Regions from separate parts of the Homo sapiens genome. Here region 2 is linked to region 1. The links are chromatin contacts, found by Hi-C or POLR2A ChIA-PET in ENCODE. All regions are on one chromosome and are shown on one strand. The core of a region is the stretch at or near the end of the contact, and the rest is flanking DNA. Distances in the headings are between cores, read along the strand shown.

Region 1 (2,700 bases), core at 7-2,506:
ACAGAGTTTCAATCTCATAACCACTATCTCTGTGTCAAGAAAGAGGGGTAGTGGATGCAGAAGTTTCTGAAGGGAATTAAAAGGATTGTATTTGTCATATCTATATGAAGAAGGAAGGAAGGGAATAGACTAAAATTTATCATATATTTTATGAGTCATGCATTAAAATAAGTGCTTTGTTTATATTATCTCATTTAGTTCTCAAAGTAAAGTAGTTATTATTTCCATTTCACAGGTACACAAGCTGAGGTTTCTGTATCAAAGTATTCTGTGGTAACAATGGACTCAAACAATGACTCAACATGGAATAAGTTTATTTCTTGCTCTCCAAACAGTCTAGGAGAGTAACAGGGCTCTTTCTACATAGTCACTGAAGAACTCAAGTCGATAAAATGCTCTGCCACTTTCAACAATATGGCTTCCAAGCTTGGCACAGTCTTCTCCAGCCAAGTGGAAACTAGGAAGGGTTTTTTTTTTTTTTTAATCTTCGTTGTTGTATTTGGCTTATTTGTTTGTTCATTGGCCAGAAAAATGATATGGGCCAGACATGGAAGAAATACCCATAAGTTCTGTTCATATTCTCTGACTAGAAATTAGCCACATGCTACAGGTAACGGTCTCTGCCAGTGTGTTTATTTGTTTGAGGAAGCTTGAGAGCAGGGAAGAAGATTAGGAGTTTATTTTAGAAACATTGCATTAAAGTTTATATGTTCAAGTGAAATATTACCTATAGAGGTACAGCTTAAGAGAGAACCTCAATGGCGTTTTGAGGAGAACCCTGAGGTGTAAAGCAAATAAGACCATCCAGCACTGAAATAAGTAAGGTTGTCAAAAAAGATATTATAGTAGCCATAGAATTGCAACATTTCCACAGACAGCACTAAGAGAATCCCTACCTACTACTTAAAATTTAGTAAGGATAAAATGGGAAAATAGGCCCCAAAATTGTTAAGCAAATACACTAAATTACCCTTCCAAAAACTACAGTAAAGAAAGAAGAAGTAAGAATGGGTAATAATTGATAATACTGTGTGGTTTTCTTCAATCTTATTTTATTTTCTGTCAGTAAAAGCATTTGCTATGCAACTAAATGACATGTAGTAAATGAGACAATATTGCTCAAACTTATGTGGGCTATTTAGTAACCAAAAAAAAATTATTGATGCTGCTGGCAACAAGTTGATAATCTATACTTACTTTTTCTATTGTGTGTGAATCATTTTTCTAATACATGTTCATGCCATATCTCTGTTAACTCTGTAAGCAAAAATGTAAAGCAAGTTAACAAACATTCCAACAACCAAACCCGTAGCCTTAATGGGAATAATGCACAACCCAACAAAATCATAACAATTCTTGTAGAACAAACTCCTCCATGAATATCAGATATAGTAAAAAGAGCAAAAGATCTAGATTCTTGCTCTAGCCATGTAAACATCTGAATAATTTGAGTAAAGTCACTTTTCTTTGAAGGGCTTCCGTTCTTCTATCAGTAAAATGACTCAAGTTGAAACTAGATTAGATTGAATTTACCAAACATTTATTGAACATCTATTGTTAAACCCTGTGCCAAGTACTGGGGGTATAGAGATATTTATGATACAATCCCTGTGTTAAGCTTTTCAACAAAAGTTATTTCTTTCCTGGGCATATGGATAACTAAACTTTCACTCTTACTGTCAAAAGATAAAACCCTATTATTAGTTCTGCTCAATGAAATGTGAATAGCATATGTCTGTGTAGTCCACACTGAGCCAGTAGAAGCCCCTACTCACTTTCTACTCCTTCTGCCATGGAAATATAAGAACAGTCCTTGTATTGAGAAGGTAGAGCCTCAAGTTTGAGGTTGCCTAGATCCCTGAGTCACTGAACAGACGAACACACAGCTGTCCTTGAGAGTTGCCCAGATCTGCGACAGATTCTTGCATCAGTGAGATGTAAACTTTTTTTCTGATAACTAGCATTAACTGCAATAGAGCCTATCACATCTTGACAAAAGAGGCTAGTTAGGAGGCAGACATATGCAAGGTGGTATGCATTTCACTAAGGGAAAAATAAAGTGCATTTAGCAGAGAAAATGAAAAGTAATCTATTATTTCTAAAGATGTCGGGGAAGGTATCATAAATTTAGAATGAGTGTGGCAGTTTAACGAAGCAACTGGAATATAACATTGAGACACAAGAAAGACAGTCAAGGATGGAACCTTGGGGTACACTAACATCTAAGATTTAGATAAAGGCAAGTTAATAAAGAAAACTGAAAAGAGAAGACAAAGGAGCAGAAAGAAATGGTATTCTGGAAACCCAGAAAGGAAAACATTCCAAGAGGAGTCAGAAATTGTCTGTAATGTCAATTGTTGGGAAGTCATGATCTGAAAAGAGACCATTGGATTCAAAATTATGAAAACTTTAAAGATGATATGCAGACTCTAGTGAATGGGAGACAAAAAGGTGGCAAAATATGCTTATAGTAAACACACAATAGCATTTACCAAAGTGTGTTTTGGAAAACATTTACTGCACAAAATTCTCCCCAAAAAGATGGAGGGAGTTGACTGCCGAATACATTTGAGACATGCTGCTGCATACTATATACCTATGAGGGATTTTAAAAATCTATTTGTGATTTCTCACCTTGGGAGATAAGGAAAGGAAAAACAAAAAGTATTATTTGCTTACAAACTCACAATGTCAAGTCAA
Region 2 (2,700 bases), core at 74-2,573, 100 kb after region 1:
TTATGTCTCAGTTATTCCATAGGAGTAGAACTGTAAATCTTCATTGCAAAATAAAATTTCCAAGTCAGAACCAATCTTAAATCTTGGATTTCCTGAAAGAATGAGTAGAGCACTCAGGAAGGGGTTAGATTACAGAGTCCCTAATGCAGACACAATCAGTTTTCTGGCCTAGCCAGAGTTGTCAGGAGAAGTGAAGAGCCTTTCACACAACAAACTCAGCCTCCATGTCTTTTCCCCAATACTGTAGCTAGACAAAATTATCCTATTAACAATGGGCTGGGCAGAGGTGGAATTTATTAAATGAAACTATTCATTAAAGTGGTATTATATTTTAAAGGCAGTGCTATCAAAGGGATTAGAACAGAGAAGGTCAAGGACAAATCAAAAGTGCTCAATCCCACTACTGTTTGTGGGCTTCTAATGCCCTCTAGAACATTGTTCCAAGTCACATATGCTCTAAAGCAACATCAAAGTCAGACAACATCATCTTGACCTTCTTCATTGAATGCATTCGAAATCCAGCACTCTAACCATATAAACTCTAAAAGAATATGCTAAATGAAAAATCAGTTTAAGTTTTTGTAAACTGTAAGAATCAAGGACCCTGGGATGAGACATAGACAGAGTACGAAGACAGACATTCGTAGATTAGAGCAGTAGTTCTCAGCTGGGGGTAATTTTGTCCCCCCCAGGGCATATTTGGCAAAACTGGAGACATTTTGGGTCATCACAACTTGGAGGAAAGGAAGATGCTACTGGGATATCGTGGGTTGAGGCCAGGGATGCTGGAGAACATCCTGCAATGCAAAAGATAATCCCCTTCCCCCTAACAAATAATTATCTGGCCCCAAATGTCAATAGTTCTGAGACTGAGAGAAATCCTATACTAGAGCCATCAAAAGTTAACAGGTCTTTTCAGCAATTGTGAATGTTAAAGTTTAACAATTCCAATCTAAGTTCACATTTTAAGCCCCCCTCATCTTCCCTAAGGCCTTGTTCCAATCACAGTACTGACAGATAAAATAGAGAAAGAGGACGTCAAAACTCAAAGCTGTGCTTATAAGCAAAATAAGCATCCCTGTGAACTGAACCAGGCAGCAATGTGAAATGGAGAGCCTTCCGGACTCTGTATACAAGGATAGGCAGTGGCAGCCAGGAGTTTGGGTCCTACACAACAATGGAAAAAGTGGAGAATTAAACAAGTATCACTGTATGAAACCAGGTTGTAAAATAAGTTGAGAAAAGCTGCCACGTACAGCTCTTTGAGACAATAGCTTGCAGGAAGTGGAATGCTCGGAGGAGGTAAAAGAAACATACACAGACTCATGACCAGGATCTGAGCCTAGTCATTCAGAGCCTTAATTTGTCATATCCTTAATAACACCATGGGATAGAAACCTCAGCCATCTATATGAGATGTGTTCTGGGCTTTGGGCCAAGCAGCCAGTGACAGCAACTACAACTAGACAGCAGAGAATGTGAGAGAATAAATCCACACATCATATTCCAAAACACATGAAGAAAACTAGCACTAAGGAAGTTACTTAAAAAAAATCAACAGAGCATAAATTCACTCAGGATCAGTGGTTCTCAACTAAGAATGACTTTTTTCAACCACAGAGAACAACTAGCAATGACTGGAGACATGTTTGGCCATCTCAAATGAAGGGGTAGAGGTGTTATTGTCATGTAGTAGTAGGCAGAATCCATGGATGCTGCTAAACACGTTAAGTGCACAGGACAACCCACTACAACAAAGAATGGCCTGGCCTAAAATGCCAATAGTGCTGAAATTGAGAAACCCTGTTGTAGATGTAAAAAACATAATGGAAATGTCTAAAGTCTGCAAAGAGGTAACTGAGGAAATAACATCCATTTTGTAAATGAAAAAATTTTAAAACAAAATCAGAGAAGTAAAACAAGTGAATGTAAAATGAATGCATTAATGTGTCAGACATTTAAAATATTGTCACTGGTATTTAAAAATTCAAGCATGATAAAGCCTAAACAACACAGAAAATTAATACATTAGAAAATTAGTATGTAGTACTGGAAAAAGTTACCAAAATTCAAAAAAATAAAATAAAAAGATTCTAGACAAATATAAAAATGAAAAGAACTGAAGGACAAATTAAGGGTCTCTAACTCCTAGTAGCAGTGTCAATGATAGAGTATTAGAGGGAATGGTTTTGATGCAGTATTCAGGGAGATCATGGCTACAGTCACTTAAAATATGGAAAAGGCTGTGAGCACTCATTAAAAGAGCAGTCTAAGTGCTCAGTCAGGATAAACTAAGATAAATCTGCATCCAAACACAAGAACAAATCAGAAGAATATCACTGTGTAAAGAGAAAGCTTTTTAAAGCTGCAAAAGAAAAAGATAAAATACCTAAAAAGTCATAACTGTCAACACTTTTCTTCACATCTTCATTGTCAGCAGATTTTTCATCGGTATGAATAGATGCCAGAAAATAATGGAGTAATATCTCCTAAAAGCTTAGGGCCAATAATGCTCAAGCTAAATTCTACACCCAGAAAAACTATCTTTCAAGAGTATGAGCAAAATAAAAATACCCTCAGAAATAATAAGAATACTCACTGACTGCATAAACAAGTTTCTATATGTGAGTGGAGAGAGAGACAAATGTCTGTGTATGTATGTAAGATATACACATCTGTACATATATATACATTCTTACA

Evidence for each region. Hi-C counts contacts between places; a loop is a spot of excess contacts on that map. ChIA-PET counts read pairs that join two places held with the same protein, here RNA polymerase II (POLR2A). Pooled maps may share reads with other maps.
Region 2: a pooled map of heart left ventricle shows a loop between it and region 1 (1.9-fold over the local background). The contact joins the enhancer-like site here to the promoter of LINC01708 in region 1. A Hi-C loop is called at or near these places in 2 of 168 maps with a recorded cell type or tissue (K562 and endothelial cell of umbilical vein) and 2 of 50 pooled maps. POLR2A ChIA-PET finds 5 or more read pairs at or near these places in 1 of 52 experiments (MCF 10A).

The regions. Positions count from the first base shown.
Region 1 is chr1:99,486,548-99,489,247 of GRCh38, forward strand. LINC01708 (long intergenic non-protein coding RNA 1708) reads right to left here and starts at 1,257. Exons shown (of 3, transcript NR_125951.2): 1 at 1,198-1,257. RefSeq lists a silencer at 1,773-1,973.
Region 2 is chr1:99,589,653-99,592,352 of GRCh38, forward strand. No RefSeq gene overlaps it. Among named protein-coding and RNA genes, the nearest start is that of PALMD, 55 kb to the right of the region's middle. Within about 2 kb of position 1,324, at least 7 of the 41 ENCODE cell types and tissues checked have a DNase peak (open chromatin) inside an H3K27ac peak, as active enhancers do; they include endothelial cell of umbilical vein, where a contact is called at or near this core.